Regions from separate parts of the Homo sapiens genome. Here region 2 is linked to region 1. The links are chromatin loops, found by intact Hi-C in ENCODE. Cell type or tissue: IMR-90. All regions are shown on one strand.

Region 1 (2,500 bases):
GCCTTTGCTACAACCAAGTCTAATATGAAATACTATGTTTCAATTCTACAAGAAAAGCAGAAAACATAAATTATGCATATTAAATAAAATACAAATACGTATTGGAATGTGTTTGTACTACTTAATAGGAGGAAGGTTTAGCTGTGTAAGATATTTAGCTGTGATACTCTTTTTTTAACAGTTTAATGAGACCATCAAGATAACAGGTATTTTCTAACATCCAATTGTTAAGAGAGACATTCAGATCCCATCTTGGAAAAGCAAGCCAGGCCATATGTAGAACAGAATAGCTCTCAACCTTGGGCTGCAATCTAAAAGAAATGTTTTTGCAGACATGTAAATGATCCGATAGAATTGAGGCTTGGATAACAGGGACAGTATCAGCTTATAATTTTAGTAACAAAATCTTCACAGTAATTTAGTAGATACATCCTGATTTTGATGTTATCTATGGGTACCTTAACTCTAATTTAAAAATTCCAATAAAATAATCTTCAGTTAACATTTATTCAAATACTTTATAATAAATTCTTTGGAAACAAAATTTAGTACAATATTTTGCTGAGGAGAGGACCTTTAAGACTAAGAAATATGGTATGTTAGTTTTGGTGAGTCTCAGGGCCTTGCACCCACTGAAAGATTCAAAGAAGTCATGAGGTAAAATATGCCTGTTTAACTTTGTTTAATCCAAATATTTCCAATCTTACTTGTTTACCACTTAAAATTTTAAAAACTAAAACTTGGCAAAGTGTTCCATTGTGTCCAGAAATCATTATAGTGATGGAATTCTTAATTCTTAAAAGAACATAGAATAGGGTGGGAGATTATTAACATGTAAAGTTGGGTAAAAAATTAGAATACACTTTTTTTTTTTTTGAGGCTGATTTTCGCTCTTGTTGCCCAGGCTGGAGTGCAATGGCGCGATCTCCACTCACCGCGACCTCTGCCTCCTGGGTTCAAGTGATACTCCTGCCTCAGCCTCCAGAGTAGCTGGGATTACAGGCATGCACCACCACGCCCGGCTAAACTGAGAATACACTTTTTAATTTATGAAAACTCACATACCAATGCACTTATGTAAATTATTTCAGAAATGCAAAAGCCAAAATGTTGGCAGTGATGATTTCTAGGATTTACTGAAATTATATTTACCTTTTTTGGAGAAATTTTCCATATATACTTTTATGTATAAGTATATGTATATATACATTAAAAACACACAAAAAAGTTTTGTAATTAAAGGATAACTCATAAGTTTGCATGAAAAAATACGAAATGTTAATCAAAAAAGTTAATTTTCTCTTTCAGATTTTTAAATCAGGAAAATAGTTTTTACATAGCACCTTTGCTTTGCTCTATTGCTTCATTACTCTTGAATTCTGTTTTTAAACCCTCATCTATTCCCATTATTACCACAAGGTGGCGAACTTACATCAGACTTCAGTGAAGGAGCTTTTGACTCCCTCATGGGGATGATTAAAATAAACCATGAAAGCATGTGCAGTAACTCCTAAACCTATACATTACTAATTCTTTAAATAAGCAAATTATGTAGCAGGGGACGACAAATCTCTTACATATTTTAGTCATGTAGGAGAAGATAAAATAAAGCCACAACACTCAAAATAAAGGTAGATTTACATAATGTATTTAATAAAGAATCATAGAACACATTGTTTTTTAATGTGAAAGGTCTAGTTATAGATGTACCTCCGATTTTAGTGTTTATCTCATGTGGATTAACACTGTTTCAATTCTGTAACTTAAAGGTTTTTAATTTATAATAGCTACTTTAATGCAGAATCCACTACGCTTATTCTATTAGATTTCGTTTTTTTTTTTGAAATCCAGAAATCTGCTAAATAATATTCAAGAAATATTAAAACACATTGAAATAAAAACAGGCAGATTTGAGACACTGATGTTTCAACTATCCATGATTTATGGTTAATAAAACTATCATTGGTAATTTGTTCAACGTCAAATAAGTCATCATATTACATCACGAAAAATTGGAAAACGAAGTGATCCTTGATCATATTCTCCTAAAGACTCATTACACCACTGGAACACATGTTCCCTGGACTTAGGGTCTGGCTCTCTTCACCTCCCCTCCCCAGTCCACTCATCTTGTTCTCTTCAGACATTCTTGCTTCTTGCTTTCCTCAAATTATTTTAACTTCTTTAATTTTGAGCTTCGTCTAAAACACCCAGCTCTGTGCTGGCCTGTGTGGGCACAGCCACAGGCTGTCTCACACACAGAGTCACACAAACTCATACACCACACACACACTCACAAACACACACACCATTCACACACACACTCACACATTCAAACACAGTCATACACACACCACACAGCCACAGTCACACCTCTAGGTCTCCTACTTCTGCTCTTTATTAATTCTTCATCATTCCCTGATCTTTAATTTGAATGGAAATGCTCACAAACACGTATGGAAAAGCAGCTGGGGGAGGAAACAGCTTGGAGTATGTATTA
Region 2 (2,500 bases), 1.4 Mb after region 1:
TCACACAGGTGTTTTCTTTACAATTATCTGTCTTATGCATTTCTCTGTGTGTCATTTCACAATACAAAGATGTTTAATTACCAAAAAAAAGGAAAAGCAAGGGAACAATTAACACAACAGACAGAATGGTGGTTCCCTCTGGCAGGAAAAGAAGCAAATGAGAGCAGGTTGGGGACATGCAGGCTGCTTCAAAGTTTGTGGTACTGGTCTATTTCTATACTGTGGTGGCTACATGATTTTTTATTGTATTGTTTTTCTGTAGCCTGTATACATAGAAAAGATTATACTTTCTCATTAAAAATTTGAAACAAAATTTCTCAGCCATTTCATATGCATATGTGCATTTCCAAAGTGATTTTTTAGATGCTACTTTGCAAGTTTGATAATAAATTTCTATTGGGGTTTTTAATAGGATTGCAATGACTTGGTGGACTTAATTGGAGCATCCATAAAATCCCTTATTCAAAAATAGAATCCTGGAAATGTCCATACAGAATGACCAAATTCTGGCTCTATTAATAAATTATGTCATAGTTGAAGTTTTATCCTTTCCACTCAACCCTACTACCTCGGCCTGGACCCTCCCAGTAACCTGTCTGGACACTGCAACTGGTCACTTCATCCCCACCCCAGCTCCTCCTGGTGTGCCCTTCCTCAGAACATTCCAGAAATCCCTCATGCCACCCCTCCCCACTCATGCTTGTGCCTGGATTACCAAGCCTCTCTCTGTCCCTAACCCTATCAGGCAGGGATCACATGGAGGCAGGGCTTCCCTCTGTGTGGCCCATGTCCTGCATTCAATAACGGTTTGTTAATAGATGAACCCCAGAAGACCCAGCCTCATCCCTTTACTTCCTGCAGCTCCCTACAGCCTGCCTGGTTAGCGTCGAGCCAGGCTTCACAGGTCTCTCGGAGGATGAAGAGAGCAGAGAGCCACCTACATTCCACAGACGTGACGACAGAACATTTTATCCTTGATAGGGAGAAAGGCTTTTTTAAAAAATGGGGGCAAAGTGATTTATACCCAAACGCAATGACATAGCTGAAATTTACTAAATATACCACATGGTACCACAAGAGAGTTTCTCAAAAACTACAGAGGACATTCTATTTGTATAATACTTTTAAAAATGTTACAAAGACACTCTGATGGCAACAGCACCCTCTGCTGACTCCTAGTAGTGCAACCATGGGAAGTAGAAATATATTTGAGTCCACCTTGGAAATCCTACTTTGTCATCTTTTTACTGGGGGGAAAATCACAAAAGGCCAATTATTCCTAACTCAGTTTCCCATTCTCCCTCATTTAACTTAACCTCTTATGCGTTATAACAACCATATAACCATCAAGGGGTTTATTAACGTTAACACAAAATTGGCTTAAATGTTACTCCAGCAAGTCAACAGCCTACCCTGACCACACTTACAGTGCCAAAACTTTGGAAATACACTGACAGTCACACACACACACAAGAAGATACACTCTAAAAGCACATCATTTAAAAGGCAAAAATATACAGGAAGCATATTACAGGAAGCAGGACATACCCAGCTCTGGAGTCGCGCGGACCTGAGTGCAGACTGTGCCACCTACTAGCTTTACAGAACACAGACCTGACTCTCTACCACCTTCTGATTCCTCATCAATAACATGGGGAGGTGAAAGTACCCACAGCTCAGGCGTGCTGTGAAAAGGAAGTGAAATAACACGAAACATTTAGCAGAAACCTATAATGAGTGCTCAAAAATTTTCCCTATTATTATCGTATTCATCATTATTAAGGGCATATTTTAAGTATGAGGAATGCAAACATAAAAATTAATCAACGCTATGCTGTATTTGTTTGCAATAGTGAATGGCGAGCCCTCTTCTCTGAAGTTCTAGACAGTCCACTGAGACAGACCTAGCACCTAACAGGTCCTAACTCCTCAAGAATAGAGTGATGGGATAATTCTACATGCGTATGGATCCCAACATACAGAATTCTACATACATATTTCTTTTTTTTTTTTTTTGAGACAGGGTCTTGCTCTGTTGCCCAGGCTGGAGTGCAGGGTCACAATCATGTCTCACTGAACCCTGGAACTCTCGATCCTCCCACCCTCAGCCTCTCAAGTAGCTGAGACTACAGGTGCATGTAATCATGCCCAGCTAATTTTTGTATTTTTTTGTAGAGGCCGGGTTTCACCATGATGCCCAGGCTGGTCTGGAACTTCTGGGCTGAAGTGATCTGCCTGCCTCAGCCTTTCAAATTGCTAGGTACAAACATGAGCCACCACACCACATCACATAAAGGTAGGCCAGGGTGTGGTGGCTCATGCTTGTAATCCCGGCACTTTGAGATTCAGAATGTTAATATTCCCCTTGACGATTTTATGACCTGCGTATATACACATATATACACATATATATATATATGTGTATATACACACACACATGTTGTATAAACATCAAGGGGTCTATTAACATTATACACAGAGAGAGAGAGAGAGAAAGAGA

What was found. Hi-C counts contacts between places; a loop is a spot of excess contacts. Peaks named below come from ENCODE experiments on the same cell type or tissue, not always from the same donor. Only the 100,000 strongest peaks of a DNase experiment are listed, where the experiment ranks them.
Region 2: a loop joins it to region 1, with 13 times the contacts of the local background. A loop is called at or near these places in 43 of 110 quality-filtered maps.

The regions. Positions count from the first base shown.
Region 1 is chr18:72,761,302-72,763,801 of GRCh38, forward strand. All of the region lies in intron 7 of NETO1 (neuropilin and tolloid like 1), which reads right to left. Among named protein-coding and RNA genes, the nearest start is that of MIR548AV, 91 kb to the right of the region's middle. In IMR-90, a CTCF peak has its summit at 1,426 (motif pointing right); a DNase peak (open chromatin) is centred at 1,450.
Region 2 is chr18:74,116,009-74,118,508 of GRCh38, forward strand. All of the region lies in intron 8 of FBXO15 (F-box protein 15), which reads right to left. Among named protein-coding and RNA genes, the nearest start is that of FBXO15, 31 kb to the right of the region's middle. In IMR-90, a CTCF peak has its summit at 1,166 (motif pointing left); a DNase peak (open chromatin) is centred at 1,163; H3K27ac peaks cover 313 bases.